Linked DNA regions of Homo sapiens: region 2 is linked to region 1. Evidence: chromatin loops called from intact Hi-C (ENCODE). Cell type or tissue: CD14-positive monocyte. All regions are shown on one strand. Each heading gives the region's core, and the rest is flanking DNA. Links, peaks and the distances in the headings are about the cores only.

Region 1 (2,911 bases), core at 220-2,719:
CTCATTAGTTGGAGTCAGTTTTAGTATTCTCAAGATTTGGTGTTTTAAAAAAGGAAAATAAAAGACAGAAAATGCCCCCAAAATGATCAAAGGGAACAAGGTTGAAGGAGCCATCTTCTTGAAGAACAGCCTGCTCCCGAAATACAGCCGCCACTGGCCCCACTTTTGGACAACAGATCTGTCACAAAATTGGCCCAGATGTGGTGGTTGGTGATGGGGCAGACTGGGGGCATGCCTGCGTCCCTCACCCTTCACCTCTGCTGCCACTGAAGCTTCCTGGGAGTTTCTCTTCCTGGAGGAGTAGCTGGGCTCCTGGAAAGTCCCATCCGTGCTCTGGGAGGCCATTCAAGGCCAGGGTGACTCAGGGTCCTGAAGTCATGTCAGTGGAAACTTGTTGCCCCCTCTCTGCCAGACCCCAGCTCCCCTGGTGCCTGAAGGTGACAAAGGGCAGCATGCAGGAGTCCGGAGGCCTCCGGGAGGACCATTCCCAGATTGGCCACCAACTTCCCACATGCCCTTGACCAAGCTTTTGCCCCTCTCTGGGCCTCAGTTTCCCCATCTTTTCAAGGAAATTTACTTTGATAATCCCTTAGGCTCTCGCAGCTCTGCATGGCAGAGACAATGAAGCAAACTTTTTTTTTTTTTTTGGCAGCATCTTTTCCTTCCTGATGAAGCCAGGCCAAGATTAAAATGGCCTTCCATTCCCCATGCGTCTCATTGCAACCAGCAGAGCCTCAGATCTGAAGCAGGCCAGGGAGAAACTGCTTAGGGTTTAAAATGTCAAACTCTTGATCCTTCTCACTGGCGGGGAGATGTCTCATGGATAATCCAGAAATGTGAAATAATCCAAAAACCGTTCCTCCCAGGCTCTGGGTGGGAAAATGGACGGGTGTGGGGGCTGGGTGTTTGGGCAGGTCACAGCTCAGTGAAGTACATAATGGAACCACCCAGTGAGGCCTGAACGCAGGAGGAACTGGGATGCCATCCAGCCCCACATTCTGGCCCTGCTCCCCACTCAGGGCTGTGAGTTAACTGCGCTGTCCTCAAACCAATGCATTCCATTGTTCTAGAGACATCTGTCCAGCACCCACTAGAAGCCAGGCATTGGGGGCACCACAGTGAACACCACAAATGAGGTACTGGTCCTCAGGGGGCTTCCCATTTAGAGGGAAAGACAGCAAACAGTGGCATTAAGCATGTGTTGATTCCAGCTGTGGGAAGCACTGTACAAGAGAAAAAAGCTAGAAGCTTGTGAGCGCACACAGCATGCTGACCGGACCTTGAAGCTGAGGCCTGAGGAATGATGGGGCTGAACAGCTGGCGGGGAGGGGGAAGAACATTCTGGGCAGAGGGAACAGCAGTGTGGAAAGCCTGGAGGCAGGAAGGGACTCAGCTTTAAGAAACTGCCTATGGGAAGGCAGTAAAGCTAAGTGAGGGGATGAGGCAAGCGAGGCCAGATCATGCGGGGCATTAGAAGGAGTCTGAATTTCATTCCCAGACACGTGGGGATCCACTGAAGAGTTCCCTGCTGGAATTCCCCAGGCCACCGTGGAGCAGGGCTAGTGTTGAAGCAGGGAGACCAGCTGCAGTAGTCCACACATGCAGTGATGATGGCCCAGGCCAAGGTGGTGGGACGGCTGCCCCCTCTCTCTATCTAAGATGACCCACAGGCTCTAGGGCAACCCCCCAGTGCCAGGGGATGATCAAAATCACCACGGGAATGAGAAAGAGTTGGAGATACAGAGAAGGAGAGTGGCAAGGAAAAAGTTCATAGAGGGAGTTGCCACTCTCAACAGAGGGCTTAAGCAGAGAGGACAAGGACACGCTCATTCACCAATAGCAGTGAGCAGTTTTGACGCCAGGCACTGGAGAAGCAGCAGTTGAGCTTAGTTTCCCAACCTGAGCCCCTGTGTGTCCATCCAGTGCTGGGTACTGGGGAGACAAAGCAGGCATGACCCCTGTCCTCCAGTTCAGCCTCCACCCCAGGAAACTAAAACAAGTACACAAAAAACCTGAAAACACCTGGCAGAGAGTGGCAGGTGCCCAGAGGCAGTGAGAAACAAAGATTTGCTGGACAGCTGGGTGTTGTGGTCAGAAGTCAGCCCTCTGCCCCCTTGATGAGAAAAGGGACATTTGTGCTGGGCCCTTTATGTAACGCTGCCTCACTGACCCTTCACAGCAGACTATGAGGTGGGGTGTGTCTCCCCACCACAACCCCCTGCCTCCCGCCCTATCCCACATTAGAGTTGAGGAAATGGGTGCAGCTCTGAACCTTGCCCAGGGGATCCATTGGCAGATAGTGGAGCCAGGATTAGAACCCAGTACTGTCCCTCCTGAGCCTGGGTGCTCTGCCATATGGCTGCCTCTCATCTCCCCACGCCTGATTCCCCATCTGCAAAAGGATAGGTTGGATTGGACAATCCCTACACTTTTTTTTTTTTTTCTTTTTGAGATGGAGCCTCACTGTGTCGCCGAGGCTGGAGTGCAGTGGCACGATCTCGGCTCACTGCAGCCTCTGCCTCCTGGGTTCAAGCGATTCTCCTGCCTCAGCTTCCTGTAGCTGGGATTACAGGGGCGCACCACTGTGCCCAGCTAACTTTTTTGTATTTTTAGTAGAGATGGGGTTTCACCACATTGGTCAGGCTGTTCTCGAACTCCTGACCTTGTGAATCACCTGCCTCAGCCTCCCAAAGTGCTGGGATTACAGGTGTGAGCCACCGCACCCGCCCCAGTCCCCACAACTCTTGCTGGGTCTGACATCTTAAATGGATTTTGAGGTTCTGTGGAAGAAGCTGCACTGGAGCTCAACCTTCAAGAATAGGCAAGGTTTGCACACATGGAGACCGGGGGAAGGGCATTCTGGGCAGAGGGAACTGTGGGCAAAGGCAGGTCACATCCCAATGTGGATTAG
Region 2 (2,911 bases), core at 262-2,761, 150 kb before region 1:
AGCAAAACAGGAATCAATTGCATAGACTAAACTAATAGAACACCAAAATAATCTTTTTCTGATGTTTTACTTAAAATGTTGCTCATCCTTTCTGTTTGGTTTTTCAGAGTCAAGAAAACTTTTCTTTTGAGCTATCAACAGTTTTTAACAATTGAATAAAGCATACCCCTATGAGCAAAATTTTCAGCATATTTCTTTCTCACTACTTGATTTTACCAGAATTTGGAAACTATTTGTGAGTATTCTTAACTTATGGCACTATAGTTAAGTTATTTGCATAAGTGCAATAAGAATCTGTTTTGTTTTATAACAGGACACAGTTGGAGACACTGATTATTTTACCAAGGCTTTGACTGGGATGGTGTGCTTTCAGATACAGACAGCTTTAAAGAATGAAAGCCGACTAACAGAGTCAAAAAAAAAAAATGCCCCTTGAGAAAACTAGCCTTATACCCTGTCTATGCAATCCCTGTACAGGGTTCCTGATCTGTAGTAAGTAAAGAATGTCACTTTCTGACAAGCCCAGGAACCCCAAATTATCTTGAGAACTGGAAAGGAATTCACCCAACTCATACAGGTATTTTCAGGAATAGACAGATAAATTCTTGGCTGGGCTCAAGGCTTTAAAAAGTCTAATCTAAGATTACTTATGGAATAAAGTTCCATCAAAGCCAATTTTAAAAGGAGCCTGCATGGCAAATAATTAATCTTACTGCACTTTATATAAATAATCAGGACAAGTATAATAAGACTAAAGCTTATTTTGCAAACAAATCAGTCCTACCTTGACTTGTCTTCAATGAAAATGGGGACTGGAGAGAAAAAAATTATGTTTCAAAAACTTTTGTACATCTGTTATTAGATTCTAATCTCATCTTTGTTTTTGCGGGTTTTTTTTGAAATTTAGACTGACTCTACTTATTCCTGTAAATCAACCAGTGATCTCTGGCTGCTGCTCAAAAGAAAAGAGGGAAATAGGTAATGTAAAAATCTAGATCAGTATTCTAATTCTGGTCATGTATTGGAATCAGCTAGTGATCCCCTAACAACTTGGTTCCAACAATAGTCAAGTTCATGAAAAGCCTTCTTATTCAGTCTACTGGGATAATTTTACTTATTTCCTTTACCACTGTGGAATATATTGCTGTTGTACTATTTTGTAGAAACGCAAAATAAGGCTACTCAACATTTTCTTAAATTGAACATTTATTATCTTTCACATAGCACCTTTTGTCAGAACAGAAGGTGATATCTGGAAGAGTTATGAATGGCCTTCACCATAACTGACTGAGCTCTTCTCTACCCTGAATACAAAAGACCCTAATAATTAGGCAAAAATATTATCTCCCCTATTCAGCCTGAAGACGTTACAGAGGATAGATCTACAACCCTCTACAACCCTTAGGCTTAAGAGTCCCCTCGTAAAAGGGAGGGGGGAAATATGTCAGAGGTGTTCCAAGAAGAGCAATTCCATCTTGAACAGGGGCTAGATGAAATAAGGGTGGGACCTGCTGGGCTGCTTTCCCACGAGGTTTGGCATTCTTAGTCACAGGATGAGAGAGGAGGTCAATACAAGATACGGGTCACAAAGACCCCACTGATCCCACTGGTAAAACAGGATGCAGTAAAGAAGCTGGCCAAAACCTGCCAAAACCAAGATGGCAACGAAAGTGACCTCTGGTTGTCCTCACTGTTCATTATATGTTAATTATAATGCATTAGCATGCTAAAAGACACTCCCACCAGTGCCATAACAGTTTACAAATGCCTTGTCAGCATCTGGAAGTTACCCTCTATGGTCTAAAAGGAAGAGGAACCCTTAGTTCTGGGAAATCCCCACCCCTTTCCCAGAAAACGAATGAATACCTCACCCCTTGTTTAGCATATCATCAAGAAATAACCATAAAAATAGCCACCCAGTGGCCCTCAGGGAGTAGCCATTCTTTTGTTTCTTCTTAACAAACTTGCTTTCACTTTACTCTGTGGACTTGCCCCAAATTCTTTCTTGCATAAGATCCAACAAGAACCCTCTCAGGGTCTGGATCGGGACCCCTTTCTGATAACACTATCTCAGAGTAGGTAGTGTCTGAATTGAATCAGAGGACACTCAACTGGTGACTGCTGCTTGGTGTGTGGGGAAATCCTCACATACAAATTTGGTCACAAAAGTCTTCTGTGTTGATTGTTGTTGTTAAGTGAGATAATAGAACAGGCACACTGAGTGTTGTTTCCCCCCACCCTGGCAGAGTTGGTGTCACGGAAGTGAGATTTGCTAGAATGGCCTGGGCTGATGGAAAGTTGTGGTTTGGGAAGAGAAAGGATGAAAGAGTGCTGGGTGAGGAACTTTTGATCCCTGAGTAGCCATGTGGTCACCCATGGTTTAGAGCCGCAGCTGTGCTGTGCTCAGTTACTGAAGATAAAAGTTATGAATGGAATTTAGAGACAGAACCAACTCCTGGAGAGTTGATTCACTGGATGCATAAGGAAATGCAAACTAATAAGCAAAAAGAAAAACATTCTTGTTTACTGTTAACTATAATAGCTAAAATGAAATTGAAAGAGAGTGCTGTGTCAGACCTTGGTGCTAAACCAAGTTCAGATTTCAGTGAGTCTGAGCTTCAGCCACTAGCCTCCAAACTGATCCCCAAGGGAAAACTTACGCAGGGAAACAGAAAATAACTGAGAACTGGGTTACCAAGAGGACAGTCAATGTAGGGGAAGGGCAAAACCAAGTCACTATAGACTAGAGGGTACGATGTGAAGGAATTATTCCATTTTGTAGATTACTATCTTCAGCTTCCTGAGGAATCATTACTAAGATGGATTGCAAGAGTAACTAGATTTCAAGTGCTGCAGAATGGAAGAGCATGTTGAGGTTGATGCAGGATCCACAGCACACTACAGAACAATT

What was found. Peaks named below come from ENCODE experiments on the same cell type or tissue, not always from the same donor. Only the 100,000 strongest peaks of a DNase experiment are listed, where the experiment ranks them.
Region 2: it touches region 1 in a loop (2.1-fold over the local background); 1 of 110 quality-filtered maps calls a loop at or near these places.

What each region holds. Positions count from the first base shown.
Region 1 is chr1:27,543,481-27,546,391 of GRCh38, reverse strand. All of the region lies in intron 8 of AHDC1 (AT-hook DNA binding motif containing 1), which reads left to right. Among named protein-coding and RNA genes, the nearest start is that of WASF2, 55 kb to the right of the region's middle. RefSeq lists an enhancer at 2,858-2,911. In CD14-positive monocyte, for the core only: no CTCF peak of the experiment used is centred there; no DNase peak of the experiment used is centred there.
Region 2 is chr1:27,689,310-27,692,220 of GRCh38, reverse strand. No RefSeq gene overlaps it. Among named protein-coding and RNA genes, the nearest start is that of IFI6, 19 kb to the right of the region's middle. In CD14-positive monocyte, for the core only: no CTCF peak of the experiment used is centred there; a DNase peak (open chromatin) is centred at 1,820.